Linked DNA regions of Homo sapiens: regions 1, 3 and 4 are each linked to region 2. Evidence: read pairs that join two places in POLR2A ChIA-PET (ENCODE). Cell type or tissue: A673. All regions are shown on one strand. Region 1 overlaps VPS4B (vacuolar protein sorting 4 homolog B). Region 2 overlaps KDSR (3-ketodihydrosphingosine reductase). Region 3 overlaps PHLPP1 (PH domain and leucine rich repeat protein phosphatase 1). Region 4 overlaps SERPINB13 (serpin family B member 13).

Region 1 (2,500 bases), 54 kb before region 2:
AGAAAGCATTGCTGTGGGAGAAATAGGAGATCAGGAAACTGGGATGAACATGGGTATTCTTTGGGATTTTGCTGTGGAGGCAAAGAGATGAGTGAGATGTAGGGAGAGGAGAACCGAGGAGCTGAGGAGTGATGGTGTGTAGTTTGTGTTCTGCAGATGTGAGTCTGAGATAGGACAACACATTTTTCTGCTGAGGGAAAAAAGGAAAGGTTGGAGAGAACAGTTGATAGGCATGTCATTGATGGAGTAAATGTCAGCAGAGGAAGGTGGGGATCAGCTCCACAGCAGAGGAGAAAGAATTGGTCTCAACAGACAGGGCCTGGGACACCTCTTCTGAGGTAGGTAATTGTAGAATTTACCCCATTTCTCAGGGTTTTCTAAGGTGGATGTGTCTGGGACTCCTAAGTGGAACAGGACAATTCCACATGTTCCCAACCTTTATACTTCCGTATGGATAACTGGATCCTGACTGATCCTGGGGTGACACAGTCATTCAGTCTTGTGTCAGCCACTGTGCTAGACTCTGGGAATATAAAGAAGTGAAGACAACAGACAGAACTGCTCTTCTCCTGGAGCTTACATTCTAATAGAAGAGAGAGGCCAATAAATTAAAAAAAAACAAAAAAAACATATGCATGCTCAGACACACACATGCACACACAAAGATCATCAGCCTTAAGTCACTGATGTAGGGGGGGAGGAAACAGAGAGAAATGAGTCCCAGCCCACACCTGATGAATATACTTCATTGTCACATAAGAGAGGAAGAATCAATGAAGGACGCTGAGAAGGAGGAGCCAGAATGGTGGGAGGAAAACCAGCAAAGTGGTGGTTGGGGGCTCAGCAGAGGACAGTGTCCAAGAAGGAGGAAATAATCAACTTTGTAAAATGTCAGAAGATCAAGAAGACAGAGCTGGTGTTTGGATCTAGCATGCTAGAGAGCCTTGATATGAGCCGTTTTATTATGTGATACAGGAAAGAGAATAGAGGCCACTCTGGTGAGATTTTTGGCTCTAAAAGGTAGCAGAGAAACAGAACTAACACCGAACAGTGTTTTGTCAAATAAGACTTTTTAAAGGAGGGCTGTTTGTATGTCGATGGAAATATCTAGTGGAGAGAAATTGTTAAGAATGACAGAAGTGAAGTAACCAAAAGGAAGAAGATACTGAAAAAGGAGTAGGGAATTTTTTTTTTCATTCGTTAAACAATTTCGAGTACCTGTTGTATGCCGGCACCATTCTAGGCATGGGTAGCTCAAGGTGAAGTCCTGTCCTCATGGAACCTACCTCCCTAAAGGAGACAGCCAGTGGGTGAGCATACAGGTAAATACAATGACAGTGATGGGATGAGAGAGTGCAGTGGGGGCAGATAGCAAAGAGAAGGAATGAGGTGCAGCCTTTGCTATAGCAAATTAGGGAGGCCTCTCTAAGGACTTGCCATCTGAACTAGGACTGAAAAGGAGACATCATGCATCTGTCTGGGGAAAGGAGGGAAGAGCATTCTAGGTGGAAGGGTTCAACTGCTTGGGCTGCCTGAGTGCAGGAGGATTCTAGGGTTCGGGGAGAACCACACGTAGCTAGGGCCCAGGTTATTTCAGACCTTGTAGATCAGCTCTAGCATCAGGATTTTATTGTTTTTAATGGGAGACCATCAAGGTTACCTTTTATGTTTTGAGGTAGCAAGGGTGGGAACAGACTGACCACTCACGAGGCTGGGTAGTAGTTTTGACATATATGATAGCAGCTTGAACTAGGGTGTTAGCAAGGGAGATGGTGAGGATTATATTCAGAAAGAAAATTAGCTCTGGCTGAAAAGGGAAGATAATGTTTGATGGACCAGAGCAGATGGAGCTGGAAGAGGGGAAGACAGGCAACAGACTCTGCCAGTATTATCTGTCTGAGACTGAAGAACTCCAGTCAGTAGTGAATGATAACAGCCAGGACCTCCAGAGGCTGCAGGCATAAATGAATGAACTCAATGCAAAAGTTCACCTATTGCAGGAGGAGCTACAGCTGCTGCAGGAACAGGGCTCCTGTATAAGGGAAGTAGTCCGGGCCATGAATAAGGAGAAAGTGTTAGTCAAGGTGTATCCCAAGGGCAAGTTTGTCTTAGATGTGGACAGAAACAGCAACATCAATGACATGAGACCCAATTGCCAGGGGGGCGCTAAGAAATGATAGCGACACACTGCACAATATCATACCCAGCAAAGTAGACCCACTGGTGTCACCAGTGATGGTGGAGAAGGTGCCAACCTTGATTTAAGAGATGATTGGTGGACTGGACAAGCAGATTAAGGACATCACAGAAGTGATCGAGCAGCCTGTTAAGCATTCCAAGCTCTTTGAAGCACTGGGTATCACACAACCCAGGGTGGTACTGCTGTACGGACCTCTAGGCACTGGGAAGACACTGTTTGCCTAGGCTGTGGCTCACCATACAGACTGTACCTTTGTTCATATCCCTGGCTCTGAATTTGTATAGAAATTCATCGGGGAAG
Region 2 (2,500 bases):
GTGATAGGAGAGGTGGTTGTGAATCAGATAATCACACAAATAAATCTAGAGCTGTTTATTATGTGCATGTCATAAAGAAGAAATACAGTGCTGAAAAGTGTGTCAGTGTGGGGGCAGGGGAGACAGTGAAGGCTTTCCTGAGGAAGTGGTATTTGAGCTGAGATTTGATGGGCGAGTAGGTGTCAGATGAAGTGGGGAGAAGAGCATTCGTTGCAAGGGAAGTAGGATGTGCCAAGGTACTGTGGTTGGAGGGTTTTTACAGTAATCTTCTGCTGATAACTGGCTGATTACCCACCAAATAAATCTCTTCAGTGGTGGCAGGTTGAAGCTAAAAAGAAGTAAGGGATGCCTATGAGTCCCATAGAGATAGGTGCATTTGCGTAGGAGACACTTCCCAATGATGTTAAAATCCTAACATGGAGTCAGAGATCTTCCTCCCAGCATGATTTATGTATAACAGTGAATATTAGGAATAATTCCATAATTGAAAGCCAGTATAGCTGAACTGTAGATAGGGGTAGAATAGTGCAAGAAGAGCTTTACTTTTCAGGATTTCCTTGTGATTGTATATTACTTTTATACTAAGCAGTCATTTCAAATAAATATTCAGGTGGCCATTCTTTTCATCTGTTGTAGAGCTAATCTTGCATAAATGTGCATTAAGAAAATAAGATTCAACCAACCCAAATGTCCAACAATGATAGACTGGATTAAGAAAATGTGGCACATATACACCATGGAATACTATGCAGCCATAAAAAATGATGAGTTCATATCCTTTGTAGGGACATGGATGAAATTGGAAACCATCATTCTCAGTAAACTATCGCAAGAACAAAAAACCAAACACCGCATATTCTCACTCATAGGTGGGAATTGAACAATGAGATCACATGGACACAGGAAGGGGAATATCACACTCTGGGGACTGTGGTGGGGTCGGGGGAGGGGGGAGGGATAGCATTGGGAGATATACCTAATGCTAGATGACACATTAGTGGGTGCAGTGCACCAGCATGGCACATGTATACATATGTAACTAACCTGCACAATGTGCACATGTACCCTAAAACTTAGAGTATAATAAAAAAAAAAAAAAGAAAAAAAAAAAGAAAATAAGATTCATTTGGATTTGGAATCAGAGGCAGACTAATGTATTATTTATGAGCTAGACTTATAGGGCACTTTTCCACCAGTGAACTCAGAAAAATATTATAGGTGTGCAATTTATGGTTCCATAAGAAAACAGTCAAAGCAGCAGGCCTTGCTGATAGTATCTTTCATGCTTACACTTACTCCAGTCATTAAGTTTGGGATGAAGAAGTTAACAACAGCTAATCATTTAGTTCTTGTAGATTCATTTTAAGAGCCTGTCATAGTTGTTTTTTATAAAAACTTCCTACAGAGGGGAGATTTCAAGTGCTAAGAATATTTTATGATTTTGTTTTAGGTTACAGGAGGTTCCAGTGGCATCGGGAAGTGCATTGCTATCGAGTGCTATAAACAAGGAGCTTTTATAACTCTGGTTGCACGAAATGAGGTAAGGCTTCTAGGTTCATTATTACTGACTTGCTTCTTCGACTTGAAATTAGTCAAAGAGGCTGTGCTAAACATCTTAGCATTCACACCTAGAAAGCGCTTCTTCCTTGATGTGAGATGTGTTTCCTGAACTACTGATTCTCTCTAGTATTTAGGCCAAACACTTCTCTGTTGAAATCAGGTCGGCCCCACAAGTATTTATTTAGTACCATTGGCATATTAGGCAACATCATCATAGATACTGCAGATCCTGAGATGGGAGAGGCCAAGGTCTAGTTGAAGGAGCACACCTGGCCATTGGAAGCCAGGGAGGGCCCTTGGCCAGGTCAGAAGTGCTGGAAGCAGTGATTCTGGAGCTGATACCTGAAGGTGTGTAGGTGTTTCTCTATAATTTTTCACTACGATTTGCTTAGGACATGATATATATCTCTAGTGAAATCTATACACCATAGAGGAACCTCGTCCCTCCTTAGAAGTTTAGCAAAATGTGTTTTTCTGTATTAAGTCAACACAGAATCTGTTTTTATTTTTTGTCAGGGTTTGTTTTTGTCTTGCCAAAGTTGTTTTTAGAGCACAAAGCAGTGACACTGTGCACGTGAACTGTCATGACGTCCTCTTGCTCCCCATATGGGGACTGGAGGAAAGTGACCACACAGCTGGCTCGTCCGCTGCAGCAATTCTAGTGCTTGACACGTAGTACATGCTCAGACATGTTTGTTGAATGAAGAAATGAAGGGAGGAATGATGGAGTGCCTGGGAATGTCAGCATGGCATACTTCCATGGGGATCTTGGATTCACCCATGTGCAAGGAGGGTGATAGTATGGTAACTCCTCAAATGGGTGGAGGGCTGGACAGGACCCATTAGGAATGGTAGGCCAGGAAGGGCCTTGGGGGAAAATTTAAATAATGTCGCAGACTTAGTCTTGGACCTCTATAATTTCTTTTATTTTTTTCTTTTT
Region 3 (2,500 bases), 420 kb after region 2:
ATGACGAATGTCCAACTGTGCAGCTGCAGCAGGTGGGAAAGAGACAGTGCTCAGTACATAGCACTTGCCTACAAGAGTTAGAAGGGTGAAATCTCCCATGCCTCCCCCTGGCCCCCAGATCAACCCTGTTGATGAACCACACTATTCCCTCATTTCAATCACTTTGGTTTGAAACTTTCACCATTCAATTCAGGACTATTCTGCCATCTGTTAAAAAAAAAAAGAATAAAATCATCCTTAAAAAGAATACAGAATACCAGGCAGTTATTTTTAATCTTGGAGAGAAAAAAAAAGGCTACTAGGAGTCCTCACCAGGACTGTCACTTCAAGCTCTCAGTCCACTAATTTAAAACTCTTCAATCTTGTACAACCCCTTCAACACACAAGCACCAACTCCATTACTTATCTGAGGAAAAGCAGCTTCCCCAAAATAGAACATTTTCCATTAAAGAAACACGTATTCCGTTGACATTAAAAAAAAAAAAAAGGAAGTTAGAGAACGGCTATCCAGACCATAAATAGTCACGGGAAATTATAGTCGTGTGTGCTACAGAGAAGGAAATAAAGGTCACTCCTGCAGTTTCTGAAATGGTTTTGAAGTAGGAAGGAAACAAGTTTCAGCAACATAGTTGTTTACCATCGCTGTTTAGAGTATTTTTATGAGTCTGTTTCTTTAGATCCCATTTAGACCACCTTATTTCCTGTTAAGAATTTCTTTAGTGTAGCATTAGAATAAATTACAATGTAAGAAATAAATTTTATTGCCCTAAAATATCATGGACTAGTGTTGGCTGGGAAACTATATAAAATAATTTCATTAAAATAGAATTCTCAGCTGGGCGCAGTGGCTCACACCTGTAATCCCAGCACTTTGGGTGGCTGAGGCGGGTGGATCACCTGAGGTCAGGAGTTCGAGACCAGCCTGGCCAACATGGTGAAACCCCCCTCCTCTACTAAAAATACAAATATTAGCTGGGTGTGGTGGCAGGCACCTGTAATCCCAGCTACTCGAGAGGGTGAGGCAGCAGAATCACTTGAACCCGGGAGGCAGAGGTTGCAATGAGCCAAGACTGCACCATTGTGCTCTAACCTGGGCAACAAGAGCGAAACTCCGGCTCAAAAAAAAAAAAAGAAAGAAAGAAAGAAAGAAAAAAGACAAAAATAGAATTCTCTAGGAAATATGTAGTTATACACACACAAACACATGCGATAAAACAAAGTGAATTCATGTTTGCATATTTTTTAGGCCAGAAAAAGAGGGAATGTTTTAAAAACAGACAAGTGAATGCTCATCTAGAAAGCTGCCAAGCAACTTAAAAAACCCCTCATGGCATCTGAATAAAGGGAAGAAAGTGATTTCCTCAAAGATTTATCCTCTCATCTTTTTGAAAGTTGTCTGTAATTAAGGAACTATATACCTTTTATGCAAAATTAAGGGGGAAACTGCCAGCATCATCCACCTCCAAGAAATGAAACTAGTTAGTTGAAACCACATGAAGTGGTTCCAAAGGACATCATCTGAACTGCATAAAGTCTGACTTAATCACCTTGCTGGTTAATAGTCAAAGAGCAAACAATTGGACTAAAAATATTTTTTATTATCATAGTATCAGGAAAATTAAATTCAATACCCATTCACTTAAGCCATTCTTCCTAAAACCTCACAATGTTTCAGCAGGAGACAATTTAAATTGGTTTAATAGTCTACATTTCATCCTTCCACCAGAACGAACAAATACTTTAGTTTTGCAAAGTTTCTCCAGGATGGTTAACAATTTTAGTAAATAAATAGGCTCCAGAACCCCACTCTCTGCTTTCAACCTTGCAAAAAAGCTGAATTCTTAAAGGGCTGAGTCAGGTCTCAACTCTGTATGATGTGATAACTATCCTCAAGCTTCTTCCTTACAGAATTTTGTAATAAGTATACTATAAAAAAGATGGTTTAATGTGCCAACAGCTGTTTCATGCTTCATCCATATAACATTTTTCACTATGCAATCCTCTTCTAATTAGAGAAAAAGCAGTAACATATGACTGTTTTCTTTTCATTTGTAAGGTACTTTGTAGATTCCACAGACACCACAGACCTTTCTTCCTTCTTCTTTTTTATTTTCTTTTTTGACAGAGTCTTGCTCTGTTGCCCAGGCTGGAATGCAGTGGCATTTGGCTCACAGCAACCTCCGCCTCCCAGGTTCAAGCAATTCTCCCACCTTAGCCTCCTGAGTAGCTGGGATTACAGGCATGCACCACCATGCCCAGGTAATTTTTGTATTTTTAGCAGAGACAGGGTTTCACCATGTTGGCCAGGCTGGTCTCGAACTCCTGACTTCAAGTGACCCACCTGCCTAGGCCTCCCAAAGTGCTGGGACTACAGGTGTGAGCCACTGCACCTGGCCACTATTTTCTATCTCATTTGATTTTTCCATCACCCCAGAGATATAACCTCTCATATTTCACGAAAGACAAAACTCAAAGCTGAGAAAGTAACATTATTTGGCAA
Region 4 (2,500 bases), 230 kb before region 2:
GATGTGGCCAGAGCCAGGCAGCACGACTTCAGGACCCATAGTCCTACCAGGGCCATTTGGCCATTCCAGAATACCACTCACAGATATGGTAGGCATGGCAAACTTACTTGAAGGAAGAGGTATGTTTTTTCTCCAAACAGCCTGTTGGTTATGTTCAGTTCATAATCATTAGTGAGTTTGCTTATTTCAGTCAAAAACTTTTGGAATTGTTGATGTACTGCTTCTGTGTTCTCAATCTTGAAAATTAAAACAAAATCTCAACAGGTTATCTTGGCAAAAGCAAGCCCAGATTCTCCCCTAAGAGGATGCGGCTGCTGGGTCTCTCCCTCCGTTTGTCAGCCTCAAGGGTGATCCCTGTGTTTGATGTGGCCCCTGGATATCAGGTAGCCTTTACCCAAGTCATATGATAATGTCAGTTATGACCAATCTCAGCTCCAGAGAGAAGCCTTCTCTGCCAGCCCAACACCACAGATCTTGCATTTATAACTCAAGTTGTGGGCTTTTTTGGTCTCAAATAAAAGTGCTCACTAAATGTTCAATAAGCTTGTTTTTAGCTCCCCACAAGATTCTAAGCATCTAAGGAAAGTAAGTGATTTCTCCGGACGATTCTTATCTATTGAAGTTTGGAAATTTTTCCAGATAGTGAATAAGAAGAGTGACTCCTAATGGTATGAGTCACTACACATTGGGCTGAAGTGAGATTTATCCTTGTCTCCAGGGGAAAAAAAAAATTTTCTGAATATTTTATGTAGGACCCATCAGTTTTCTGATTGAAGTTTTCATATTCTATGTTACCTTAACGACATATCTAGAATGTCATTATTTCAACATATAAATACAATAAATATTAATTACATATTAATATATAAGATACATATTTCAGCAAAAATAATACATGAAAATTAATATTTTGTATTCCTTTCTCATACTAAGTTCTTAAAATATAATATGCATTTTATACCTATAGCACATCTGGATTCAAACTAGATGTATTGCAAGTGTTCAATAGCCACTTGAGTAGCTACTATACTGGATAGCTTGGGACTGGATAAACTCTCACCCAGGCAAATTAGGAGGCTGGCATTAAAAAGGCCATTTTTGCATTGTTTGTAGAAGGAAGGAAGGAAGGAAAGAAAAAAGGAAGGAAGGAGGGAAGGAAGGAAGGAAGGAAGGAAAGAAAAAAGGAAGGAAGGAGGGAAGGAAGGAAGGAAGGAAGGCCGGCCCCATCAACAAAATAAATGAGGAAATAGCTATAAAAATGAATCAAATAGAGCTATAAGTATCCCCTTAAAATAGATGAATCTTATAAACATGATGCTAAGCCAAAAATAATCAAGTTCCAAAGAAGAATGACAAAAATATATGGCATGTAATGAAATAATAAATACGTGGGAATAATGAACACCTAATCCACAATAGTGGGACTTCCTCTCTGAGGAGAGGATGGGGGCGTGCTCAAGGAAGGTGTTATACATCAGCCTAAGGGGCATCAGCTGATTTGGTAATAGTTTATTTTGTACACTTAAAGGAGGGGTTAAAGTGTGTTTATTGCATTTTTCCTTATACCTTTTGTACATATGTCTTGAGATTTTATCAGCATTTTTTAAAAGCAAGATTCAAAATACTCTGAATTTACATAATAATCAAACGGGTACATGCCAAGCCAGTCTCTGGGCAAACTATTAAATGAGGAGATTGGAGTAGATGACCTCTAAGATGTATTCCAGTGCTAATATCCTTTCAGTCAGTAATTCTATTCTCTTCATACCCCTGTGGCTCCCAGGAAAATTCTGGGGAATGGGCAAAACTGCTAGACAGCATGTATGTGTAAGCTTTGCCTTACACAAAGCTGAAATTCAGTTTCCACCCCAGTCATCTAGCCCTTCACATAGGAGTAGGGCAGCTATCCAAAAGAATGAGCTGTTTTCTAATTTGCACAAAGGTTCTACATGGGCTATCATGGCTGAGAAAGAATGTGCTCTGAAGACAACTGCACTTCTCAGTTGAGGGAACATTGCAGTGGCCATATGACCCAACTTGGTTGCGCAAACCCTGAAAGGAAGCCTGACCCTCCACAGGAGCAACTGAGCCACCCACACGACCTAGCCTTTTGGGGTTGTGAAATGAGCAGCTCCTATTGCTGGGTGATCTGAGCCATGGTTTTATGAGGGTCTGGAATTGCACTATGACTACTGTCAGAGCAGCTGTGCCCTTCCTGAGAGTGCTAACGTCTGATCCTAGCCCCGACCTAATGGGCTTATTCCTTTCCCATATTTGAGTAGACTCTCCTTTGGATGGCGAATACAGGAACACTGGAGCTGGAAAAGACCTCAGGAAGTCATTGGGCCTGTAATAATTTTTTAAATACAACATCAGCACGGGGTTAAAAATATGAGTGGAGTTTAGCAATAATATCACCTACTGCTACTACCACCACCACCACTGGCTCAGTTGCCAGATGCCCCTACTGCGGACTTTACAGAGGCTGAAAGAAGATAAA

What was found. ChIA-PET counts read pairs that join two places held together with the same protein. Peaks named below come from ENCODE experiments on the same cell type or tissue, not always from the same donor. Only the 100,000 strongest peaks of a DNase experiment are listed, where the experiment ranks them.
Region 1: POLR2A ChIA-PET joins it to region 2 with 5 read pairs; 28 of 35 experiments call an interaction of 5 or more read pairs at or near these places.
Region 3: POLR2A ChIA-PET joins it to region 2 with 6 read pairs; 2 of 35 experiments call an interaction of 5 or more read pairs at or near these places.
Region 4: POLR2A ChIA-PET joins it to region 2 with 7 read pairs; 1 of 35 experiments calls an interaction of 5 or more read pairs at or near these places.

The regions. Positions count from the first base shown.
Region 1 is chr18:63,415,790-63,418,289 of GRCh38, reverse strand. The region is part of intron 1 of VPS4B (vacuolar protein sorting 4 homolog B); the gene reads left to right. It also overlaps the pseudogene LOC100422317. Among named protein-coding and RNA genes, the nearest start is that of VPS4B, 5.4 kb to the left of the region's middle. In A673, no CTCF peak of the experiment used is centred here; no DNase peak of the experiment used is centred here.
Region 2 is chr18:63,361,819-63,364,318 of GRCh38, reverse strand. KDSR (3-ketodihydrosphingosine reductase) reads left to right here. Exons shown (of 10, transcript NM_002035.4): 2 at 1,451-1,540. LOC124904317 (a long non-coding RNA gene) reads left to right here. Exons shown (of 2, transcript XR_007066400.1): 2 at 1-626. Among named protein-coding and RNA genes, the nearest start is that of KDSR, 4.1 kb to the left of the region's middle. In A673, no CTCF peak of the experiment used is centred here; no DNase peak of the experiment used is centred here; H3K4me3 peaks cover 1,657 bases; H3K27ac peaks cover 1,840 bases.
Region 3 is chr18:62,937,626-62,940,125 of GRCh38, reverse strand. All of the region lies in intron 10 of PHLPP1 (PH domain and leucine rich repeat protein phosphatase 1), which reads right to left. Among named protein-coding and RNA genes, the nearest start is that of PHLPP1, 220 kb to the right of the region's middle. In A673, no CTCF peak of the experiment used is centred here; no DNase peak of the experiment used is centred here.
Region 4 is chr18:63,590,084-63,592,583 of GRCh38, reverse strand. SERPINB13 (serpin family B member 13) reads right to left here. Exons shown (of 8, transcript NM_012397.4): 4 at 108-236. Among named protein-coding and RNA genes, the nearest start is that of SERPINB13, 4.0 kb to the right of the region's middle. In A673, no CTCF peak of the experiment used is centred here; DNase peaks (open chromatin) are centred at 673, 1,083, 1,403 and 1,813; H3K27ac peaks cover 1,872 bases.